Linked DNA regions of Mus musculus: regions 2 and 3 are each linked to region 1. A link is a contact called in ENCODE Hi-C or POLR2A ChIA-PET data. All regions are on one chromosome and are shown on one strand. The core of a region is the stretch at or near the end of the contact, and the rest is flanking DNA. Distances in the headings are between cores, read along the strand shown. Region 1 holds the start of Spry1 (sprouty RTK signaling antagonist 1). Region 2 has its middle 24 kb from the start of Gm20755. Region 3 holds the start of Spata5 (spermatogenesis associated 5).

Region 1 (4,859 bases), core at 1,650-4,149:
TCATGAGTCCTTTCCTGCTTTTCGGGTCTTGGTGCAGTGCGAGGAGCAGGTCTTCTCGCTACCGAAGGTCCCTCTGTGTATTCATTGCTGCCTCTGATGGCTTTGATCTGGTCTAGGGACAGAATCGTAGCAGGCTGAGTGTCCCTGTCATAGTCTAACCTCTGCCGGCCTTCCACAGCCGGTGGCTGAATCACCACTAGCGAAGTGTGGCTGCCATGCTGACTTGGGGAATCCATGTGGAGTGATCTCCAGTTCCAGCAGTCAGCGGAAATCTGCCATGCATCTGAAATCCTAAAGAAGAGTGAGAGAGAAAATAAGCGACAGAAAGCGGATTTGGGGGAGAAGGGCTGCTGTCAAGTAACAAATTCCCCAAGCCACCTGGTAATGATCCCCTTCATCGGCTGATTTCAATGATGCCGAAGCCTGGCCAGAGTCCAACTCCAAAAAAAAGATTGCAGAGGACCATATCACAGGAAGACAGCAAAGACCTCATGCCTTAAAAATTAGAAGTTGCTCTCCAGCTTCTAAGAAGCAGAGGAAGTCGTGTCTTCCTGTTTGCAAACCTAACAAATAATTAAAATGAAATATGCCTTCGAAAGAGCAATTCAGTGTGAGCCCTGGAACTGTTCTCAGAGTTCACTGTCAGTTCACTGGCAGTTCACGTAAGGAAAATGTCAGCTACTTTTTAAAGATTAAGAATGGCTTTAGTGCTGTGGCCTCTCGGCCATTTATATGCTGTTACGAGCTTTAGATTAATGAGAAAATTAATCAAGGCAATTTCCAAAACACCGGCTATTCCAAGCTCACTCGGAATCTCAAAAGGCCATTTTCAGCAGAAGTCCGGGTCTGAAGCTAGCTCATCACACAGATCTGTGAGACGAGCAAAGGAAGCTACAAAGAATGAAGAGTGCTCTGCCACAAAGAACACAACCCGGACGGTGTGGACTTAGCTTTCCTTAAAGGTTAATCAAGGCTCCCCCACACAACGAGGATAACTTATGCACAAGTGTCAGCCCTTTAAAGCAGGGAGAGGAGCCCTGGTCTTTTTACATTATATTTAATTCCCTTCATTTATTAGCACGACAGACCTTGATTTTCACAAGCCCTGAATTGACCTGCTTTTTGTAGTAAAATAAATACACTGATAGACAACAAACACAACTTCCATGTCAAAAGGAAATAGCTTCCAATTTATAACGTATTCTTCCTGAGACAGACCAAACTCTTTCGATTCTGTTTCTGGGCAATAGGTATCTAAGATATTTTTTTACACAAATGCCTTCCGAACTCACAGATGCACCTTAATTCAAGAAGGCACCCCTTTGCACTTTTCTGGCATCCAAAGAAAATCAAAACAAATACGTCGGTTTACTATGGATGCTAACTAATGTCCCCAGACTACATATGTGTTAGCTTTTTGGAGGCCCCTCTAAGCTTATAACTACCTTCTCCGCACATGAGATGCACGGCCATAACAGCATGTTGTGGTGCCGAAGCCCTAAACGACACTAGAAAACTGCCCATCCTTGCTCCTGTGCCATATCTATTTTTTAAAAATTTAAAACTCCATAACGAAGACTTTAAATATGCCAAGTCTCATCCACAAGAAAGGAAGACGTGGGCACGGCTTGTTTGAGTTATGAAACCCCTAGGCACGGCTTTAATTTGCATTTTACAGGGCATTCCCAAGCAAGTTCGCTCAGGCGGAGCACCTAGGCACCCCGCAACTGTCCAGAGCGAAGCCGGTGCGCACCCGCGGACAGCAGTGTGGGTAGCACCGTCGGGCGCTTGGGCCCCACGCCGAGACCTCAGGGGCACCGAGCCGCGGCAGGTCCGGCCGGATAAAGTTATGAATGAAAACAGCTCGCGGGCGGGAGGAGGCAGCGCCCTCTCCCCGCGTCCCGCGGCACTGCGCTCCGAGCACAGGCGGGCGCTGGGTCCCCAGCGCCATCGGGTGCCGCGCGCTTGGCACGGGCTGCGCGAGGACCGCCAGGACCGCCCGGCCCGCCCCGGCCCGCACCTGCCGCCCGCACTCACCTCGGCCTCCGCGGCGCCGGCCGGGGGCGCCGAGCGGGCGGAGCGCGCGCCGCATCAAGCGCGGCGGGGCGGCCGGGCGCGCATGGCCCGCGCTGCGGCCTCGGCGGCCCCCGGGCAGGGGCGCTTCTCCGCGGTTGGCGGCGGCCGAGGGCGGCTCGGGGACATCCGCCGGGTGCGCGCGGCGCCCGCTCCACAGCACCGTCCCGTCCCGGTCGTCAGGCGCGCGGCCCGGCGTCGTCCCGGGCTCTCGGGTCCCCGCAGGTCCGCGTCCCCGCAGTCGCCACGCCGGCTGCAGACGAGCAGAGACAGAAACACGTGAGTCCCTTGCCAGCCCGGGACGCTGTCCTGCTCGCCGAGATGGACAGCCACGAGCCCCGGACACACACGGCCGTGCACGTTTTGCCCCCACGGAATGCCCCGCAGTCCAAAGCGCGTCCGAGAGACGCGTCTGCGCGAGGCAAGCCCGCACGCAGGGACGGGAAAAGTCAGGTCTGGCACGAGCGCCCGGCGGGTCGGTCCCCAACAATGCGCACAGACACGCGGGTGCGCGGCGGTGCCAGCCCGCGTTCGCACACGCGTAACTCGCTGCCTGGCTACGGAACTCGCTGCAGGGCCGACCGCAAAGCGCCGGGCACAGAGCTAGAGCCAGCTCCGAAAACGTCCAGCTCCTCGAAAATAAAATAAAATAAAGCACCATTCTCACCTGATCTTGCCAGGTCCTCGGCGGGAGGGGAAGGCTCTTACCTAGTGCAGAGCCTGGGGCCGGCCCTCCCGGCACATGCACGCCGCTCGCAGCCGCTCCTTAGCCCGCAGAGCTCTGGCTGCGGGGCCGCCGCAAACCCCTGCGTGCTGAGCACTCGCGCGCGGGCTCCGCAGCATTTCAGCGTCGCCGCCACCTCCACCTCCACGCCGGGACCCGCCCCCGGTGATATCATGTGTCAATCACGCGGGCTGCACGAAAACCCGGAGCAGGATTTCAGCGATCGTGGATGTGGACTCGAGGACGCTCTAACAAAAGTCGATTGCCTGCAGGAGTCCTGCGAGCGCAACTGGGGAGGAGCGGGCATTCCAGGGCCCCTGTCAGTCGTGAGCTGTCAGCCTCCAATTTAAGGGGACTGGTGCAGCCACCCTTAGAGTTGAGTTTAAAAAGAGTTGTGAAGAACATTTAAAAAACAATAACAAACCACCAACAACAACGGAAAAAAAAATGTGTACACCATGACACCGTGCCCCCAGATAAAGGGAAAAGTGCAAAGTTCAGATCATGCGAAATATGAAAGTTTCAGAAAGAACAGTCATTTTTGCAAATGTAATATAATTACACACTAAAGGGTGGGATTTCCTGCTGTGGGGTTTTAGTGATTGCTCCATTTGGTTTGTGATACGATCCCTAAAATTACACGGGGGGAGGGGAAGGGGAGAAAACGGGGCCCAAGTTCTTCCTGCTTTGTAATGTTTGTATAATTTTGTCCAAAACACCAATGCATTTTAAATGAAATAAAATAAGCATAACTCATCAGGAAGTTTTAGCTTTAGCCATATGTCTGTCACGGGGTGGGGGACTTTAGTAAGCTGGGAATGCTTTTTGCGTCTTTACATACTATGGAATTTGGTTATTTATTATATGGACGCTATAGCTCAGGATGTAGTGAAAAGGGCTGTATGTGGAATTAAAAATTCCATAGAGTTTTAAAAATAACCTAAGACCCCCAAAATATTGATAGAAAATATTTTTCCAGGGAATTTTATCAGGAATGGTATTTGATAAACAAAAACTCCATGATCTAAATCACCTGTGAATGTGAGTTAGGATATTTTGGGTTCAAAGTAATTTTTTTTTTAAGTCTTAACAATTGCAGTGAGTTTTTATAAAGTTTTTGTTGTTGTTGGCATAATGCATTTGCAAGCTTTTGAATGTTTTTAGAATTCACGGTTATGTGTGGAATTACATGCAAGGAACCCAGGACACTCCCTATGAAGAAGATCAGCAGTAAGAAAGTGCACTAGAAGGTAATAGAACGTATTAAAAGCCAAGAAGCTGTTTGTTCACCCTTCATGCAAGGGGATGTGTTAAAGTCATATTTTCAAATGTAGAGTTGGTGGGGCTTTTGTGTCTTGTCTATTTTTCACAGATGTAGGAGCATAATGAGGTTTCTCCAGTGGATCTGCTTTTGTTCTTTTTGTGCGTGAAGAGATTTGCAGTGTCAAGTAAGAAATACAGTATCTCATCAGAGTGTGTTATCTGGCTCTTCCCAGCTGTCTGCACAAATTTGGGGCCAATTCTCCAATGTAATAAGATGAGGAGAGGCAACAATGGAGAGTTTGAACCACATAACACTTATAAAAACATAATTTCAAAGATTCCTATTTACATTTCAGAATATTTGGACCAGAGATGTGCTAAAACAAATCTCTTAAGTTTAAAAATTTTTAATAATAATAATAGTAATAATAATCCATAAAATGTTAAAAATATTACCTTCAAAGGTCATGGTCTATTTCAAAATCAAATATATTGCACAAAATTGATTCTGCTTAAATGCCTCCATTGTGTGTTTCTTGAGATCACACGTTCCTAGGTTAGGATTTAGTAACCTTGAATCTGGAAGACATTTAATGAAGTCAGCTTCACCTTTTTAATTGCCTGCAGTCATGAGACTTGAGACAAACTATAAATTTTTAGTTTAAAACAGACCTTGTGCTTTATTTAGTAAGCTCAGTTGCAGTGAGTCTAGTCTAGGAATAAACAACTGGGGTAGGGAACATTTTTGAAAAAGATATAAGGGTCATCAGGGAAATGTCAGTAATTCCTACTTCCCTAC
Region 2 (4,859 bases), core at 1,186-3,685, 230 kb before region 1:
GGGAGAGAGGGAGCAAGCGTGCGAGAGGGAGGGCAGACATGTAAATCTACATGTATATGAAAATATAGCGGTTTCCTGTGATTCTGCAGGCCTGAAGATCCCTGAGCACTGACTGCTCTTACTGAGGACCTGGGTTCATTTGCTAGAACCCTCAGATGTACACATGGTGAACACACAGACATGGAAGTAAAAAATCATACACACAAAAGTTTTATGTGTGATCCAGCATGCAGTTACAAACATATATACATAAAAGTATATACTGATTCCCTCTAACAAGTCAGACTGTAAAATTGCTTTCTTATGCAATTAGCCTCATCTTACTTACATCATTAAACTCTTTCTTTTATTTATTTATTTATTTATTATATATCTAAGCACAATGTAGCTGTCTTCAAACACACCAGAAGAGGGTGTCAGATCTTGTTACAGATGGTTGTGAGCCACCATGTGGTGCTGGGAATTGAATTCAGGACCTTGGAAGAGGAGTCGGTGCCCTTAATCGCTGAGCCATCTCTCCAGCCCCCATTAAACTCTTTCAAATTTTAAATTTTGAGCTAATAAAAGACAAAGTGGAAGGAGTTTTCTTCTTGTTCTTTCTACTGTAGTTTAAAACACAGAGAATTAAAACAGTTGCTATTCAAATCAAAGCAGTAAGTAACAACACTGAATCCACGTAAACGAAGCTGCGTCTGATGTACCGGAAGTAGAGAACATGTACCACGCCACAGAGAGCATCACAGGGCCCCCGAGAATTAGAATCACATATCTGACTTTCTGGCCACACTCCTGGGAGATCTTGTGCAATCACAGCAATCGTTCCCATATCCATCAGTTCAGGTCAGAAGAGAAACTGGGTTCACTTTCAACTCTAATGTCCTATCAGCACATTCTTACTGTGGGGTTCACCTTCGACACCCTCAACCACAGAAGAGCCCACACCAGGATGTCTGCTGCTCTTCCTCCAAGGGCCCAGTCTGCACAGACTATTGGAGGGGCCTCTGTGCCTCCTCCTGCCGCCTTGAGAGCGTGTTTACACACTGATCGTCAACAGACACAGTGTCTCCAAAACAAGAAGGACAATGACACAGGCGTCACTTGTCTCTGTATATTCACATAAATAACCAGTGTGTGTCTGACAAGAAGAAAACATGAAGCTGATTCCACTGGCATGCAGAGCTGTTCCTGAAGACCAGCCCCCTTGTCTCCCACAACAGCCACTGATGATCTAATTATGTCTTCCCCTGTGTGTTGGGATGTCTTTAAAGTACTTCCCGACAAGTAAGCAACTAACAAGAAAGCCATGTTCCTTCCCATTTAGGTCAGATTTCCCAGTCTCACCAATGGCCCCTGTAGCCAGGGAGAGGGCTTTTCTCACATATGTTCCATGCTGCCTGTTTTCCTGCCCTAGACAGGCAGATGGAGCAAGGCACGACAGTCCCTTATGGGGCTGACAGATGGGCAGAGAGGGTCGCTCCACTCATGTGTTCTCACACACTGTGGACATCCTGTTTATCTGGCTAGCCTGCTCAGGACTGGCCTTGGTATATCAGCACATTACTGACAGCTGGGAAGATCTCCAGAGGAGCATGCCTTTCCTGTGACAAGCATCCCAAACAGCAACAGGAGCATGTGTCTCTCCACCACGGCCACAGAAAGTAGAGCACACTGGATTTGTGGGCTCTGAGGACAATCACCCACAGGTCCTGCCACACTCTGGGCTGTGCCATCCAGCACACTCTTGCACCTGTATGTCTGGGCACTTTGGGAAGGTCAGGGTGGCAGGCTCCCACCTCCACAGCCTCAGAGGTTACAGCCCTTCCTTCTAGGCCCTGTGTCAGAGCAAAGGAATGTCTCTCAGCCTGATCGAGGCCCTGTGGGATCTGTTGAAAATGCAGGACAGCTGTGGGCCTTGGCGAGGCCGTCTGTGAATGTATGAGACTTGGACACAATTCAAAGCCAGAAATAACTGCAGGACTCAAGCCTGACTCTTGTTTCTCTCTCTCTCTCTCTCTTTCTCTCTCTCTCCCTCTCTCTCTCTCTCTCTCTCTCTCTCTCTCTCTCTCTCTCTTCCTCCTTCCCTCCTTTACTCCCTCTTTCTCTCCCCACCCTCATCAGTGTGTGTGTGTGTGTGTGTGTGTGTGTGCGTGCATGCGTGCGCATGTGTGAATATAAGAGAGAGAGAGAGATCACTCATTCCTTACACTCTGGAGCTGGATCGCAGTCTCATCTCCAACGGTTTCCTGTGCTCTTCATGGCAAAGAATTGTGGGTAACACATTCTCCTTCCATGTGAAAAGCAGCAGCAGGGTTGGGGTGAGCAATAAACCACTTTCCATGATGCTGAAGAACAGGAAATTGAGGAAGAGCCTTTTCCAGGATCCAGCTGGAAGCTGGGAAGCCGCCTAAGGCACACTCTTGTTTGGAAGTCCTCTTCAGGAGCATAGCCAGGTGCTCAGAGGGCTTGGGGAAGCTCTTGTCTTCTCCAGTCAGCTTCCTGTTAAACGGTCCAACTATGACTCTAAGGGTTTGAGCCCTCGACTCTGAGGTCCTTCACCATTTACCTTACAGCAAGAATAATCAGGGAAGGAGCCGACAGTTGGGACATCACTCCAAGACTGCTCCTACAAAGCCAGGTGACTGACACACTACAGAGCTGACTCCAGCCTCAGAAACTGGACTCTAGACATTTTGGCTTCAATAGTACCTGGAGATTCAAATATGCCGTGACAAGACTTGTAAGTGAGGAAATAGCATAGGACACTTGTCACTGTTGCCTGTGTTGAAATTGCTGCCTTTGGGCACAATCAAGTTTTGCTAGCTAACCCCAAGTACAGAGTTGGCTTTGTGTCAGTGTTGACAAGATACTGTGTGTATGAGTGTGTGTGTGTGTGTGTGTGTGTGTGTGTGTGTGTGTGTGTGTAAGAGAGAGAGAGAGAGAGAGAGAGAGAGAGAACCAGGCCCTCATACATCTTAGACAAATTCTCTACCACCCACCTACACACTTGCCCCAATATACTGGCTAAATATTCTGTACTTTAGCCATGATAACTTTCCTAGATGGGGCCTTAAAACTAAAGAATTGTTGGTGCAATTAATATCGTGTTGCTGATATATTAAAATGAATTAAACACACACACACACATATATGACAGGAGAAACCATTCGAAAGGAGAAAGAATTTCCTACAGAGAATTGTACAGATGACATGGGGCCCCTCATGAGCTAAAGGAGATGCCTGGGAGTATAGAAGCACAGAAAGAATTGCTGTGTCTCCACAACCCACAGAACTGGAAGCAGCGTCCCTGACGAGGCTCTCTGGGAGGCCACAGGTGCTCTGCTCATGAGCATTTCCCTCACATGATGACCAGTATTATACTGTGATCCTAGAGGAACATGAGTGGGAGAACGCATTAACTCACTGCATCCCACCAAGTCAAACATGCTTGACAGCGGACTTCTGTCCCACTGTGGGATATTAGGCATCCACCCACAGACATCAGTAGGGACAAAGTGGTTCTCATCCAATACAAATCCTTCTCCCCTTCCCCAGCACCACAGACAGCAGACACTTGCTTTCCTACCTCTTTGCAGCTCAAGTGACCTGCCTTCCTGTGATTCAGGGAGGTCACAGATGCAAAGGAAGAAATGCAACCTGCTTACTGTCATCCTAAGAAGCGGACCTCATCCTCTCAATGACCTTGACTGCCATCTCTAGCCCAGATTCTGTGCTTTAGATCATTTTTCTTAAAGTGCATTCCAAAACTGTATCAGATTTGGGATCCATAAACCTATAACATTATTGGCCTCCAGGTAAGAGAATTCTTCACACAAAATTCACACAAACAGAAATCCTCCTTGACTCTCCTCTCCTCGGCCACCACTCTGTCGTGGGATTGCTCAAGGAATCCTAGATAATTTTCCCCTTGGCATCATTTAGCAATGAGTCAACCTTGGGACCACCTTTTCCCAGACTCATTGCTTCATAAGAAAAGGTCACAGTACAGACTCCCTTTTCTCTGTCACCCGGCAAAGTTTGCCTGCAAAATACTGCGCCTTAAAAGCTTTAAGCAGGATGTAAAAGGTAGAGATGAACCCATGAATGATTGGCACTGAGAAAAAGCCAAAAGTGGCAGGAGGAATTACTAAGACTAATGACAGGAAGACTGTCCCCTCCTGACAACTCAATAAGACTAAGGGGTGAAGGGTCACATGTCTGGCTAAAATGGTTGTTCTTTTCTCTAGAGGCTAATGTCTAGTTGTGCAAAGATTCATTTAATACACTTACTTTTATTTTTAACTACATAATTATTTATTGATGCCTTTCTCCTGCAAAAGTGTACAGGTTTTATGTGTTGGTCTTTATTCCCTATTTGAACTCTACCATTTAGAACATAGCTTTTAGAGCCAAGTATCAAAAATTACTTCTTCAGACAATGGATGGATGGATGGAACAATCGATCGATTGATGGACAGACAGACAGATGGGCATCACCCTTAGAAGCCCCCACTCTACTCTTGGTCCCAACTAAAATAAGTAAAGAAAGCTGTTTTATTCCCTCCCCCATGGAGGCTACAGAATGCATTGTTCAAGTAGCTTTTTGTTTGTAATTATAAACAAAACTGATATTAGCAATGAAAAGAACAATTTTTGAAGTTCCAATGCATTTTCTATAGCAATCAGATTAATACAGCATATAAAAAAACCAGGGAGAAATGAAAAAGAGGCAAATTCAGAATCCCTCTGAAATTCTCCCTTTCAGATGTTTTTAATCAAGTTATTGCCATAAGTTCCCTTTCTCCAGGCCAGGTCTGCACTAAGCCTGATTACTGAAATCATACACCATGGCAAAGTAAGGC
Region 3 (4,859 bases), core at 1,710-4,209, 220 kb after region 1:
AGTGACAAACTATAATTATACAATAATAGAATACTGAGGGACCTAGCAAAGCCTATTATGTGTAATCTGACCTAATTTGGAAGAATTAGAAACTGCTATTCAAAAAAGTACTGCTAACATTCAGGTATGGAGGAAGATGAAAAAATAACTAAATAGGAAGAGAATTTGTATTTCTCAACAGAAAAAAAAAACGCATACAGAAATGCTGAGGATAGACAGGAGCATGATGCATCCTTCAAAGACTAAGAAGGTTGCTTAAGGAAGGCCAAAACCATCTGTGGCAGCATCAAGATACTGGTCATAACCCTGACAGCAATGGAAGCCCATAGGGATTAATAGTAGGACCATGACAAATTTTTATTTTAAAAAACATGCTAACTATAAAGTAGAAAAAGAGTAAGAGAACAGGTTTCTGAAATTTGTAAGGATTAAAGCTTGCATTACTGGAAGAAGACAACGGCTTAGGAAGTTGATTAAGTGACTGAAATTAAGGGAAGAGGTAATGGACAATGCTATTAGGTGGGAGATGATGCTGTTTGAGTTGTTGAGAAGCAGCAGGAGTGCTAGGAAGAGGAACACAGAGACTATCTGGATGACATCAGCAACGGAACAGACACTGAGGAGAGAATGGGTGGCATTATGCCTGACTCCTAGGTTTCTGAATTTTGTAAGGATTAAAGCTTGCATTACTGGAAGAAGACAACAGCTTAGGAAGTTGATTAAGTGACTGAAATTAAGGGAAGAGGTAATGGACAATGCTATTCAAAATATAACGTACAAACTACTTGTTACTAGTTCATAGTAAGGTTAAGTACGAAAAAAATCACTTAGAAACTTTTACTGCAAGCAGACAAAAGTTTGTGTCTGTGAACCCAATAAATTTCATTATTCTGCTTTTTAAACTTTTTCTAATTACACTATCTTATTAAAGTGTCAATCTGTGACCTACTGAACATTTTTAACTTTGCTACATAAAATGTTTGAGAAATCATGACATAAAGCACAACTTAAGACTCAAAAATAGTATGCTGTACAAAAATAAAATCAAAATTGATGAGAATATAAATGGGAAACTTAGTTTTGGATATTCTTGCCTTAAAGAATATTTAGAGAAGAAAGAGGGTATCAGACTTAAACTTGAGAAACTTCAGTATTTCAGAATCAGATGGAATAGAGAAAATAACTGCCAATGCACATGGAGAAAAACTAGGAAAGTGTAACGGTAAATAAAATAAGTAGGAAGATGTTTTGAGGAAGAAAAGATTAACACTGGCAAAGGCTACAGAGTCAAAAGGCGAGTAATGAAAACCAGCCACTGGATTTGACAACACGGAGACTATCTGTGACCATTACAAAGCAGTGCCCAAGAGACCATGGCATGGAAATTGTGGTATGTGACTGACAAGCATGCAGAGAACACTCCATTTAGTGAGTAGACAATTAAAAGGTACAGAGAGAGGGGGGTGGCGGGAAGACACTGTGAAACCTTTCCAGTGGTGTAAGGCAGTAGAGAATTGACATGTGTAAATGACAGTGGGAAGGAACTACTTGAAAAGCTGTTGAATCTGCAGAACAGAACAAGCTGTATCCTGATTGCTAAGGCAGATTAAACACTGTGCTAATGCTAAGACAGTCTTGACAATCTTTCTGGACACACAAAAAAAACTATGTCCCTCGTCAGTCTGCTCCACTTTTCAGAACCACTACACATCATACAAGCTAAAAGGTTTACCAAGTAGCTCATTTTTCAGACGTGAAGTCTGTCCATTCACCAAGCCAACAAAACTCATCTCAGACAAACAGCTCCGGAATCAAAGAGACCTGTACTCCAACACGGACTCTGCCAGCCACTGGTGCCTGGGTACCTGATATGCGACTCCGTTAGCCTTTTCTGATCTGTGAGATGGGGACCTGACCTTTCCGTACTCATTTTGACCACAGTTTCTGTGAAAAACCAGAGGAGCGGCACACGTGACGGGATAACTTAGGACTAACACCAGGGTGCGACTAGTCAACAGCAGTAACTAAACGCTGCCGTTGTCCCTACAGCCAGAGCGCTGTTAGGCAGTACGCGTTCATCGTCACAAGTTAGCGTTTGAGCGCAGGCTAGGCTCACTAGGTAAGAACCGTTTTTGCCGGGCTGACTGGACAGTGAGTCTCCAAGGAGCCAAGGCCACCTCGAGGGTTGCTAGTCAAGGTCCCGTGGCGTACGCCATCGCCAGTGCTCCCGAAGTACGTATGAAAGAGGAAAAAGTAAAAAGGCAATCCTCAACTTTTTGCAAAGAGGGCCGGGCGGGCGCCTCGGGCCGGGCCGCCTGGCGGTCCGCGGGCTCCCGCGTCACGCCCACCTCCACACGCCGCGCTCCCCTCAGGCGCCTCAGCCCCGCGGCTGCCCGCGCTTTCCTCACCTTTCTCAAGGAAGTTGGTCACCACCAGCATCCCCGGCGCCGCCGGGCTCGGCTGGGCGAAAGGAGTCGAGGTCCCTGAGCGGGACGGAGCCGCAGAGAGCGAGGGCGAGGCGCCCTCCGCGCCCTCCTTCTGCCGCTTTCGGTTCTTCTTGGAAGACATGACCGCAGGCTGTCGGAGAAAAGCAGCCCCGAGCCGGCTCAACGTGCGCGGCACGGGGATCAAACTTCCGGGTCAGAGGTCAGCGGCGCGGCGCGCACGCCGTAATGCTCCGCGTAGAAGCGCCACCCACGAGGCGGAGGCGGAGAGCGAGGGTCTCGCAAGACACCGTTTCGGAAAGAAAGAAGGGCTAGGCGTAGGCACCGCCGTTGACGTTATGAACCCTTGAAAAGTGGACTTCGGCTGTTCCGCTGCTTTGCCTAGTCCCGAAGCGAATGTGGTTGGGCTTAAAGTAACAACAACAAAATCCGAAAGTTTCTCCTCTCTGTTCCAGACCCGTCGAGGACAGTCAGCTCCACTAAGCTCTACCAAATGGCAAGTCCAGCTCAAGCTTAGCGGGTGGAGACACGTTTCGAGAGTTTACGGTCGGCCCTCCTCCCAGCGAAAAGGGGCGGAGCGAGCTCCGGAAGAGGCCTGAGAGTGTTCGCCGCGAGATGGGGCGGGGCGATCGCCGGAAAGAGGTGAGGTTGCACGGGGTCACGAGAGTGGGGCGGGAAGGGGCGGGGCGTGCTCCCTGGAGGAGACAAGGCTACGTCAGGCGATGTGGGCGGGGCGGGAAGGGGCGGGGCGTGCGCCCAGGATGAGACCAGGCTACGTCTGGCGTGGTAGACCGGGCAGGGCTGGAAGGGGCGGGGCGTGCGACAGGGAAGAGATGCTACGTCAGGCGATGTGGGCGGGGCGGGAAGGGGAGAACGGAAAGGCTAGGTGCAGCCATGTGGTGGGTGAGGAGGACCCGCTACTGGTTCTCCACATTGCTTTACGCGGGCGGAGCCAGGCTCCGGCCGGGGCGGCGCACAGCCTCGGGCGGCCTGGAGACCCCGGGCTCCTGCGGGGCCGAGCTACAAGGCGAGCTGGACAGATTTGGGGGCGTCTCGGTGCACTTGTCGCGGCACCATACGTTGCACGGGCTGGATGCCGCCGCCTTCCGGAGGCTCTTGCAGGGCAAGTGCGGGTCTCGGGCCCCGGAAACCAGGGCGGAGCGTGTGGGCTCTGAGGTGAAAGCTGAAAGGACACCCAGCGGTCCTCTCGCTGTGACCTGGAAGTGCCCTCAGCCACGTCCCGGCCCGAACCCTGAATGCTTGCCCCTGAGACTGACACGGGATTCGCAGCGCCTAGCACGGTGTCGGCCACGCCTTTAACTCTTAGTAAACACTGACAGCCTCACTGTGTGCTACCTTGCAACCTTAGTTTTGCTGCTACTTGGATTCTGCCACATGCTTTGCCAAGCAAAACGGTTTCCTAACCGGGATGGGTGCCAGTGCTTGCATCTACCCACAGAGCTTTGCAGTTTTCAGTAGGAACACATCACTGGTACATCACTGGCTTTGAACGGTGAACCCAGTTATCTGAAAGGATGCTTGTGTGAAGGAGTCCCCCTCACTTTGGGATAAGTGTCTGATTTGTTAGAACAGCCTGTTTTTCAAACTGAAGGCATAGCATGGAAATTTAGCATGGAATGGAAAAGATCCTTTCACATAACCAGGAAACCACAAATGATCTTTATTCTGTGAGCAACAAACACGGCAAGTTAGCGACTCTAATGCTGTTTAATCTTCAAACAAGGCTATTTAACATCATCTCTCCTGCTTATAAGTGCTTAGACTTCAACACTTTCACCAGTAGGAGAATCGAATCAGTTCATCCTCTGATATGTGCACGTATATGGATGGGCACAGGCATTTGCCATACTTAGATAGTTTTTCCCAGTGGGAGATGATAATCTAAGCACCACTCCAGAAGTGTATTGGATCTTGAAACAAGTCCAAGGTTCGAGTTCAAGATTGTGTTACGAACTTTTCCAGGTATTCATTAATCAAATGACCACTAAAAAGACTTCTAATGCTAGCCAGCTCTGAATACTGGATAAGTGTGATCAAAGACACGCTGAATGAGACCCCTTTAATAAAACATTTCACTGTCATTATCAAGTATTAGACATTGTTTTAAGAATCTAACAACTAGGAATGTATCTCATCTCCATAACCTGGAAGTACATGCTCTGCCCAGTTGAAGGATGATGGTGCCAAGGCCCAGAGACAACGGGTACCTCCCTCTGGCTCTGGTCTTTGCTTTCTTCACACTGTTCTTGAGCTTCCAATAGTTCTGTTGTGATGGAATTAAACCAAACTAGTTGGCAGTTCCTGTAAACAGGAGCTTATCTGAGGAGAAAGCCTGATTCGATGTCTCTTTAAGGAGATTAGATGTTGTCTGTAATGAGTTAGTAAAGGCTGTTA

Evidence for each region. Hi-C counts contacts between places; a loop is a spot of excess contacts on that map. ChIA-PET counts read pairs that join two places held with the same protein, here RNA polymerase II (POLR2A).
Region 2: a loop to region 1 is called in a map of heart, with 3 times the contacts of the local background. The contact joins the enhancer-like site here to the promoter of Spry1 in region 1. A Hi-C loop is called at or near these places in 4 of 37 maps with a recorded cell type or tissue (gastrocnemius and heart). POLR2A ChIA-PET finds 5 or more read pairs at or near these places in 1 of 5 experiments (Patski).
Region 3: POLR2A ChIA-PET joins it to region 1 with 14 read pairs in Patski. The contact joins the promoter of Spata5 here to the promoter of Spry1 in region 1. POLR2A ChIA-PET finds 5 or more read pairs at or near these places in 2 of 5 experiments (Patski and embryonic stem cell).

Annotation. Positions count from the first base shown.
Region 1 is chr3:37,637,987-37,642,845 of GRCm38, reverse strand. Spry1 (sprouty RTK signaling antagonist 1) reads right to left here and starts at 2,899. Exons shown (of 3, transcript NM_011896.3): 1 at 2,741-2,899; 2 at 2,038-2,326; 3 at 1-291. The coding sequence starts at 236.
Region 2 is chr3:37,872,492-37,877,350 of GRCm38, reverse strand. No RefSeq gene overlaps it. Among named protein-coding and RNA genes, the nearest start is that of Gm20755, 24 kb to the left of the region's middle. Within about 2 kb of position 2,435, at least 1 of the 3 ENCODE cell types and tissues checked has a DNase peak (open chromatin) inside an H3K27ac peak, as active enhancers do; it is heart, where a contact is called at or near this core.
Region 3 is chr3:37,418,050-37,422,908 of GRCm38, reverse strand. Spata5 (spermatogenesis associated 5) reads right to left here and starts at 2,959. Exons shown (of 16, transcript NM_001163511.2): 1 at 2,409-2,959. The coding sequence starts at 2,568. It overlaps Nudt6 (nudix (nucleoside diphosphate linked moiety X)-type motif 6), which reads left to right and starts at 3,313. Exons shown (of 5, transcript NM_001291044.1): 1 at 3,313-3,567. The coding sequence starts at 3,339.